Regions from separate parts of the Homo sapiens genome. Here all the other regions are linked to region 1. Evidence: read pairs that join two places in POLR2A ChIA-PET (ENCODE). Cell type or tissue: A673. All regions are shown on one strand. Region 1 overlaps OTX2-AS1 (OTX2 antisense RNA 1). Region 2 has its middle 9.1 kb from the start of NAA30. Region 3 has its middle 140 kb from the start of OTX2-AS1. Region 4 has its middle 15 kb from the start of NAA30.

Region 1 (2,500 bases):
TTAAGAATATCTTCAGTAAAGCACTTTATTGTACATAACACTACTTTACATTTTGTAGTAAGTATTATATATTCTACTATGTATTTTGCTCATTGAGCAGTTATATTAGACAATGGATTTCAGTGACAAAGCTATTAAAATATGGAGAGTATCTTATGTTAAAAGAGTTCGGTGTATCCAGATTGTAGTGGTGGTTACATGAATCTATATGTACATTAAAATATTCACAGAATAGTACACCAAAAGAAGTCCATTTTACTGTATGATAATTCAAATAATAAAATTAACTGTCTCTTTTTTTTTTTTTGCATTGGGTGTCTTCATCACATTGCCCAGCTACATTGCACTACCACGCCCAGTCAAAACTAATATTCAAGATGTAATAAATAGTTTAGTTTTTTAAATGTTTGTGCTGGGCTCTGAAGGATAAAATATAACCTATGGCATAAAATAAACATTTTTTTAAAGTATAAATAATGCTAAGACTATAAAGAACAAGAAAAAAGATTTTAAAGTATATCCCCCCAAATATCACAAAACAATCTATCACAGATGCAATCTGGGACTCTGAGCTTTTATAAGGGAGAATTTCAAGGCTAGCAAATCTTCACAACATAAACTTCTTACAACCTCAAAAGATGAGACAGCTTTCCTAGGATTTACTAGTTGGCAATAAATATTTTGCTCAGCAATTAATAAAAATAATTGTAAAATTGTGTTTGCTTCATAGAATAAGAACTGGAAGGAAACTTAAAGAGTCATTTGATTACCTTCAGGCAGGTGTACACAAAGGTATTTAACCAAAACTTACAAATCTCTTCTCAGAGATCTCCAAACACAGAGATTCCACAATGGCCACCAATGAACATATTCTCATGTTTTAGCACTAGGATAGCTAAGCTGGGGATGTGAGTCTGTGTGTTTCTGCTGAAACAGCTCCTATGTTAAGTTCTTTCATCATCTTGGATCTCTCAAGGCATGGAGAACTACTATAAAAATTCCTCTTCTAGAAAATATCCACGCTTTTCAAGACATTAATTAGATGATCTCTTTAGCCATTCTTCTTCAAGGTTAACAAACCTGCCCTTGATGTGCTATGCTCATAGAGATGCCCATAAAACATTTCTATCATAATAGCTCCTTCTCTTCACTTTCGGTTGTTTCCATCCTTTGTGTTTTAAAGAACAGTGACCAAAGTAGGCCCTGTATTCAGCCCAAGTCTCAAGAGTAGAGTGCTAGAGTGCTTCTTCGGCCATGCCTGTTACGTTTCTCTTTCTTTCTTTTCCTTCCTTCCTTCCTTCCTTCCTTCCTTCCTTCCTTCCTTTCCTTTTCTTTGTTTTTGGCATTCTTGGGAGAAGAATGTGTTGTATATACGAACCACATACAAATGTCCTCATATAAAACACAAAAACCAGTAAAGAAGCACATGGTTCTTTAGTTAATTTTTTAGTTAATAATGGAAGTGCATGTAAGAATATGAAAAAAGAGTATCCTTCAGCCAAGGATGTACAAGTAAGTGACTGAAATAAAAAGAAAACTCCAGGCCTGGCGCAGTGGCTCGTGCCTGTAATCCCAGCACTTTGGGAGGCTGAGGCGGGTGGATCATGAGATCAGCAGATCGAGACCACCCTGGCTAACACGGTGAAACCCCGTCTCTACTAAAAATACAAAAACTAACCAGGCGTGGTGGCGGGCGCCTGTAGTCCCAGCTACTCGGGAGGCTGAGGCAGGAGAATGGTGTGAACCCGGAAGGCGGAGCTTGCAGTGAGCCGAGATCGCGCCACCGCACTCCAGCCTGGGCGACAGAGCGAGACGCCGTCTCTAAAAAAAAAAGAAAAGAAAACTCCAGGCAGTAGCCAGAGTAGTTACCATTCCCTTCCTATCAACACTGGGGTGGATATATAGACCCCTTCCTCTACAGCAGCAGAACAAAATAAAATGAGTTTTATAATTGGCAGTCATAAGAATTTACAGACAACTACAGAATTAAAGGAGGAGCTACCTCTGATATTTGTATAATAATAGGAACAGAAATGTCTAGACCTGTAGACATAAAGTTGATGAAGACACTTGACATTAAATTTCAAACTTCAAGTAACACCTATAGACCAAGATTTTTCTGTAATTCCTAAGTCAGCCCTGATTCAAAGAAGTGACCGGGTTGGCATAGGCCAACTTTAGATATGAACAGGACCTAAAGGAGGCCCAGCAGAGACCCATAATCAGCTAGTTGATGAGGAGAAAGACCACAGAATCAGAACAAAGGATTGTGTAGTCTTAAGGACAAAAGGGTTTGTCTGTCCATTATTGTGGAAAGGATCCATACTTCAGTTGAACACTCATATATTTTTTACTAACTAGCATATTATTCATTCTGTGGTATATTTCATTTCTCTTCACCGAACCTTTTGCAATCCTTTAAAAAATCCCTACTTATGTTCTCTTTCTTTTTTTTTATTTTTGTAATTTAAAAAATGTGGAACGATCCACAAATTTGCAT
Region 2 (2,500 bases), 560 kb before region 1:
CCTATTGTTAGATGAAGAGGCCTTTTTTTTCAGGATTAAAAACAATCCATCAATGTATCACGATGTTTATTTTTTCCCACAGGGACTTGAAAAACTAATTTCAGAAATCCTTAAAGTCTATACACACATATGCAATTAGTAGCCCCCCCTTATCTGCAGGGGGTGTGTTCCAAAGTCCCCAGGGGATGCCTGAAACCATGGATAGTGTGCTATATATACTCTTTTTGCAATCTGACAACCTAGCTGGCTACTGAGTGACTAACAGACATGTAGCACAAACAGCACGGATATGCTGGACAAAGGGATGATTCACATCCTGAGTGGGACAGAGTGGGATGGTGTAAGATATCATCATGTGACTCAGAACAGTGTGCATCCTAAAATTTATGAACTGCTTATTTCTGGAATTTTGCATTTAATATTTTCACATTGTGATTGACTGAAACCATGGAAAGTGAAACCGTGGATAGAGGGGGACTACTATGTATCCATGAACAAGGAACAGGATTTAGGACTTCAGTGCTGAATGAAGTACTCACAGTATCCCCAAGACTACCACCATCCCACAATGTATATCATCTTTAGTTTGGTATGCACTTGCATCAATTAGAGTACCTCTTCAAAGAAAGAAAGTTTTTGAGAAGTTAAATATGGTCAGATTAACTCACTTAATCACCCACTTATTCATTCATTCAATGAACAATAGCTGCTCGCCTGCTAGGCAGTATAGGTACCATGAGGAACAGGACAGACTTGGCACTTGCCATCACAGATCCTAGTCACAATGAGGAGAAGGACAATTAAACCAGAGATTTAAGTAACATTCAGAAAGGGCTATGATAGAGAAAGTAGTGACTACAATGGATGCACATGGCAAGGGCAGCTAAGGTTTCCCAATGAAGGCAATATTTAATCTGAGACATGTAGGGTAAGCAGAAGTTAGCTAGACAAACAAGACAGGGGAGGTCATTCCAAGCTGGAATATCAGAAATGAAGCCTGGGAAGATCAGAATGCCTGTAAGATGAGAGAGCTGAAACCAGATCACAAAGGGCCTTGTCAGCCACCCCAAGGGGGTTAAATTTTATCCCAAGGTACCCTTGGAATCTGTTGAAGATTTGCTCTTTGAAAAGATCATTCTTGCTGCAGTCTGGAAAAGGGATTGCTGTTGGCAGTGGGGATGAGAGATAAGGGAAAGAAGGATTGTTGCAAAATTGCAGGCAGTAAGTAAAACCAATTCTTCAGCTGTAAGCTGAGGTCCTACAAGATGGCTTAAGTTCTGTAATCATCCTTCTTTTTGTTCAGCCTCGCATCACATTTAGCTTCTGACCCTTTTCAACCAACCTAGCATGCATTAAGTACTTAATAAATGGTTGCTTTGTTTGCTCTTTTACTTGTTTGGTGAAGGAATCCATCACCTAACTCTATTTTGCTCTTTGTCCAAAAAAAAAGTATTAAGAGGGAAAGTATCAGGAAGGAAAGGACCTTCCCCATTCTTTTAGCGGGGTAGGGGCACCCCACTTATCTACAGCCATTCAATTGGATGCTGTATCTGAGCTAATTGCTGAAGCTTCCTTGCCTTCCCTTTCCTTTCCCTTTTCTCCTTCCTTCCTTTCTTTCCTTCTTCCTCTTTCTCTTTCTTTCTTCTTTCTCCTTCCTTCCTTCCTTCCTTCCTTCCTTCCTTCCTTCCTTCCTTCCTTCCTTCCTTCCTTTCTTTCTTTCTCTCTCTCTCTCTTTCTTTCTTTCTTTATTTCGAAATGGTCTCACTGTGTCACCCAGTCACGCTGACTAGAGTGCAGTGGCACAATCATGACTCACTGCAGCCTCAATCTCCAAGGCTCAAGTGATCCTTCCACCTTAGCCTTTCAAGTAGCTAGGACCACAGGTGTGCACCACCATGCTGAGCTAATTTTGTAATTTTTTGTAGAAACAGGGTCTCACTACATTGCCCAGGCTGGTCTTGAACTCCTCATCCTCCTGACTCGGACTCCCAAAGTGCTGGGATTATAGGCGTGAGCCCTGGCTAGGCCCAGCCTGAAGCTTTGGTTTTCTTTAGAGAAGTTTTCTGAGCTTGTACAGCCCACAGAATTCCTGATCTGTATAAAGAGGAGCAGTACCTCAATTCTGCCAATATAAGAACATGGGAATTTCATCTATTATAATAGTAATACATGTTCAACATAAAAACATGGAAAATGTAGACAAGTGAAAAATGAAGAAAAACCCAACATAATACCACAACCAAAGGACAACCACTAGTAATATTTTGAAACATTACATTTTAGTCTTTGTGTGTAGTTTCAGGAGGATTACTTTTAGATTACTACGATACACACACACACATACACATATACCTACACATTTATATCCTGATTTTTCTAAACTTAACATCATAGCACTTTAAAAGTTTGTGTTATTTTAAATATTACCTTAAAATTCTATTCATTGCAAAAGATTTCACTGTATGATTGCATTCCAATCTAATCTAACACAGGACCATGC
Region 3 (2,500 bases), 120 kb before region 1:
GTTAGTATGTGGCAGGAACATTGAGGCTTAGCTTGTTGGGTGACATCTCTAGTTATCTCAAGGCTGAAAAGCCTGAATTTAGACCCATGCATTCAAAAATCGTAAGTTGCCTAAATAAGGGCAGCAGTGAGTTGAAATGAACAGTATTCATTGATAAAACATGCAAAATCAAGACGATTATTATAATAGCAAGAATAATTGATTTCAACAGGGTTTAAAAAGTCAGATGAGAACTGACACTCAAAAAAAAAAAAAAAAACCATCAATTCAAATTATCCTCCATTGGGATTCTTTTTTTCCATCTTCTCCACAAGTGCACAATAAAGTATTTTGAGAAAAAGGAGAATCTGCTGGACCATCTGATGATCAGATCATCAGGGTGGACTAACGTCAGATTTGATTAACTAACCTTAAACTTCCTGACTTCTGTCTGGCTAAAAACAAAACTGCAATGCCATGTGAAACAAAGCTGCTGGTATCAGCGTTGTTTTGCTATGGAAGAGCCTGGAACGTGAATGTCTGGTACCTGTCAACACTTAACAGTCATCGTGGTTGGGAGGCCGGCTAATGCGAGCCCAGCGGTGGAGCAGGGTTTTGGGCATTGCCCATGTGCCTGCATGGAAAAAATGTGTGGCTGGATGTGGGTAGGCGGCTAAGACACCCTCCAAGTGGAAGGGAAAAATCCAAAGCTAAAATACCAGACAACTTTGGGGACACCAGTACTTCCACAATGAAAATTGTTGTGTGTTCTCTTCAGTCTCCAGAACTTACATTAGAAGCGTCCTGAAATACGTTTGGGTGTGGCCCGTGCACACAGCCCCAGCTACAACATTGAGAAGTTACCTGTGGCCCAGCCAGAGCTACGAGGGCAATGCCAAGGGCACTTGTGCACCAGCTTGTTAGATAAGTTCAGTGACTTGAAACAGCGCCAGAGGTGAATCCGTTTCCACTGCTAGGGAATCTTCTCTCAGAGCACTAGTCTTCTCTTCTGCTGGGATGAAAGGAAAGCTTTGATTTTTTTAAAAAAATCATATAATGAAAAATGACATATTGTAGATAAAATATACTGTAGTTTAAAATGTTGCAATTTCCAAACATTAGTGTAATTATAGGCCCTGAATAAACTTGGAAAGCTAAGGCACACTGCAGCCAGCAGCCCAAACCTGTAAGTATGCTTATAATCTAAAATGGATATCTCATTACTGGTTAACATTATTTATTTAGGAGGAGATACGACCTCTAATTTGCCTTTAAATGATTAATTTGGTGTTTAAATAAGTGCCTTTTACTTAATAATGTTTTCTTCAACCAATTCACTTATGTCAATAAACTCTTTGTTTAACCTTCTTAAAGGAAACATTTTCTCTGCTCTGAGGCAATTAATGAGCTATCAAATAAATAGGTACAGGAAAATGAACTAAAATTAAGGACTGCCCAAGACAGCAAAAATGCTTTAATCTGTGGAGTGGGTACTGTGGTTTACTGTCAACCACGATGCAGGAAGAGTGTCAGTCCATTCCTCACCCTCCCATGAGTCTCCTTTCTGTCTTTAGTTCACAGAGAAGGCAACTCTCACTATAGGACCTACCAAAACGGGAATAGCCCATACCTAGTTAGAGGCACTTTTCTCTCAATTGCTCGTTCTTTAAGTTTGGGAAAAACAATGATAAATCTTCAAGTTGGGAATGGGTTGCCACTTTTTCATGGGAAATCAAAGGGAAATGAAAATATGTGCAATACTAATACAAAATATTAATATCACTAATATCAACGTTAATATCAAAGTGTCAAAAAGCATCTCCTTCAGTCTTGGGGCATAAAACTGGATCATGTATAACTCAGTTGCTTATTTTGCAGGTAATTTATTTTTAAATATAGTTTTTCCTGATAATTAAAAATGAAATTAGAATGAATTTAGCTTTTTTTCTTAATTAATAGAACTAAAGCTGCCAAATTTTGTTTAGCTTTCTGTAGTATGTAAAAAACTTTTTTTTTTTTTTTTTTTTACAGAAATGGGGTCTCACTATGTTACCCAGGCCAGACTCAAACTCCTGGGCTCAAATGATCCTTTTGCTTTAACCTTCAGGGTAGCTGGGACTACAGGTATAAGCCACTGCACCTGGCTAAAAAGCATTTTTTTAAAAAAATTGACCAATAGTAACCATCAACACTATTTTAAAATTTGGAATTTTTTTCTAATAAGAGTAAATGAACCACCAAATTTGGTCATTCTCAGAGGAGGAGAGCACTGAGTGTGGCAGAGACGGCCAGCCATCCCCTAATAATCACACCCCCTTTTTTTATAGTCATAGACTTTCGACCTAGGGCACACAGCCAACAAAAACATAGACAACACTTCCAAGCCTCCTTAACTGCTGACTGTAGTCATAAGACTAAGTTCTGGCCAAGGTGAAGTGAGTGAGTGTGTGTGTGCAAAACCAACTGGCTGTACCCTTAAAAGGCAAGTCATCTTTTCCTCTTCTTCCTTTCACATCAAAAT
Region 4 (2,500 bases), 550 kb before region 1:
ACTATTAACTATGTTGTACTTTTTTTTTCTTTTCTTTTCTTTTTTTGAGACGGCGTCTCACTCTGTTTCCCAGGCTGGAGTGCAGTGACACTATCTCGGCTCACTGCAACCTCTGCCTCCTGGGTTCAAGCATTCTCGTGCCTTAGCCTCCTGAGTAACTGGGATTACAGGTGTGTGCCTCTATGCCTGGCTAACTTTTTGTATTTTTAGTAGAGATTGGTTTTCACCATGTTGGCCAGGCTGGTGTCGAACTCCTGACCTCAGGTGATTCACCTGCCTCGGCCTCCCAAAATGCTGGGATTATCGGCGTGAGCCACTGAGCCCTGCCAACTATGTTGTACTTTTGTTTTGCATTATTCTATCTATATTTTAGTTTCCACTTTAGATAAAATGGTTAAAATCTTGAAATATCTTGCTAGGAAGGAATCATTATAGTAAATGAAGTGCTTGTGCACATTTCCACAGAGATCATTTTGGAATATCAATGAAAATTTCTTTCATATCTTTGTATCTTCCTATCTTGAGCAATCCTGAGTTCTGCTGGAGTTTGAGAGAAGCCCAACGTGCTGGAAAGTCTACCAGGAAAGGCTGCTTGATTGACTTTACTATAACACAATTTTATTTTGGTGGATTACCTAGAGTTGACAGCTTTAACTTTCCAGGTATTGGCACGTAATTTCAAGGTTGTGATCTGAATGTATTAGAGCAACCAAACTTACAAGAGACTCATGTTTATATGTAGCAGGCACTATGCAAAAGACAACCATTATCCCTATCCTCATTGAGCGAAACATTAAACAAATAATTGTACAGCTAATTATTACGTTAAACTCTGAACAAAAAAGTTCTGGGAGCTAGGAGGAAATGATGAGGCATGACCATCAAGCAGATTATTGGAAAGACTTGTTTAAAAAGTTTATAATTTGGCCTTTTTGTCTGTTTAGTTAAATATGCATTATCATGCTGTAATCATTTTCTGTGTCTGTCTCCAAAATGCATGTGTCTGTTCCAGTGACTTATAATTTACAGTCTGCATATCAAGGTTCTCTAACTTCAAATTGCATCTTCCACTTCAACTTTTTCTACACTTTTATACAAGCCACTTCCAAATCTCGACACATTCTTTCTTTAAATATACTAATAATACCTATTAAGTTATATATAAATTCAGTGTTCTTTCAGCCTAGGAGAGTTCTGTCTTTCACTAGGCGTTAACGTCATTAGTCAAAGCCTCTGAATTTGTGGGTTCCTTAGTGCCCTCCTACAAACACTCCTGGCAAAAACACAATAAACCACTAGGAAGTTAATGTATGCGCTCATCAAAGTCCTGTAACTTGAGAATGAAGTAGCAGGAAACAGCTACCCAGCAGTGTTATAAACATTTATAGGCCATAATCCCAGTGCTTTGGGAGGCCAAGGCAGGAGGATCTCTTGAGCTTTGGAGTTCAAGACACCCTGGGAAACATAGGGGGTCTTTACAAAAAATTTAAAAATTAGTTGGGTGTGATGGTGCACACTTGTGGTCTCAGCTACATGGGAGGCTGAGGCCAAAGGATTGACCTTGAACCTGGAAGTTCCAGGTTGCAGTAAGCTACGATCCCACCACTGCATTCTAGCCTGGGTGACAGAGTGAAACCCTGTCTCTCGAAATAAATAAATAGATATATAAATAAAAATAAAAATGTATAGCAGCATTAGTTATAATAGCCAAAAGGTAGAAACAACCCAGATGTCCATCAGCAGACAAATGGATAAACAAAATGTGGTATATATGTACAACGGAATATTATTCCGAGTTAAAAGGAATGAAGTACTTAAAAATGCTACATGAACCAACCTTGCAGACGTCATGCTAAGTGAAATCAGCCAGACACAGGAGGACAAATATTGTATGATTTCACTGACATGAGGTACTTAGAATAATCAAATTCATAGAGACAGAAGGTAGAATAGTGATTACCAGGGGCTGAGGGGAGAAGGGAATGGAAAGTTATTATTTACGGGTACAGAGTTTCTCTTTGGAATAATGGGAAAGATTGGGAAATGAATAATTGTAATGGTTGCACAACGTTGTATAGGTACTTAATGCCACTGAATCCTACACTTAAAAATGGTGAAAATGGTACATTTTATGTTATGTGTATCTTATGAAAATAAAAAATACACACACACACAGACTCAGTGAAAAGTTGGGGAAAAATACTATAAGCCATCTAGATGCCTTACGCCTTGTGGATTATAAATGTGTATCAGTATTGTTTCTGTTATAAAGCTAAAACCTTTAAAAAAATTCCTTTCTTAACTTTTTATTTCCACACTCAATCTTTTTACCTCTTCCAGCTACCTTATAGTTGTTTTACTGTCATCCACAATATTTTCTGCATGTAAGGAATACAGTATTATCATTATTATCATTGTTATTAATTTTTTATTGCTGTTGTTGTTCTGGTATCCCATTTATATTGAGGGTTTGATGTATCCAGTATTAGCCTGTAAAAAC

What was found. ChIA-PET counts read pairs that join two places held together with the same protein. Peaks named below come from ENCODE experiments on the same cell type or tissue, not always from the same donor. Only the 100,000 strongest peaks of a DNase experiment are listed, where the experiment ranks them.
Region 2: POLR2A ChIA-PET joins it to region 1 with 7 read pairs; 1 of 35 experiments calls an interaction of 5 or more read pairs at or near these places.
Region 3: POLR2A ChIA-PET joins it to region 1 with 6 read pairs; 3 of 35 experiments call an interaction of 5 or more read pairs at or near these places.
Region 4: POLR2A ChIA-PET joins it to region 1 with 5 read pairs; 1 of 35 experiments calls an interaction of 5 or more read pairs at or near these places.

Annotation. Positions count from the first base shown.
Region 1 is chr14:56,825,063-56,827,562 of GRCh38, reverse strand. All of the region lies in intron 1 of OTX2-AS1 (OTX2 antisense RNA 1), which reads right to left. It also overlaps the pseudogene RNU6-1204P. Among named protein-coding and RNA genes, the nearest start is that of OTX2-AS1, 13 kb to the right of the region's middle. In A673, no CTCF peak of the experiment used is centred here; a DNase peak (open chromatin) is centred at 1,182; H3K4me3 peaks cover 297 bases; H3K27ac peaks cover 2,500 bases.
Region 2 is chr14:57,380,275-57,382,774 of GRCh38, reverse strand. No RefSeq gene overlaps it. Among named protein-coding and RNA genes, the nearest start is that of NAA30, 9.1 kb to the left of the region's middle. In A673, no CTCF peak of the experiment used is centred here; a DNase peak (open chromatin) is centred at 1,454; H3K27ac peaks cover 1,244 bases.
Region 3 is chr14:56,949,865-56,952,364 of GRCh38, reverse strand. No RefSeq gene overlaps it. Among named protein-coding and RNA genes, the nearest start is that of OTX2-AS1, 140 kb to the right of the region's middle. RefSeq lists an enhancer at 1-75. In A673, no CTCF peak of the experiment used is centred here; no DNase peak of the experiment used is centred here.
Region 4 is chr14:57,374,177-57,376,676 of GRCh38, reverse strand. No RefSeq gene overlaps it. Among named protein-coding and RNA genes, the nearest start is that of NAA30, 15 kb to the left of the region's middle. In A673, no CTCF peak of the experiment used is centred here; a DNase peak (open chromatin) is centred at 1,296.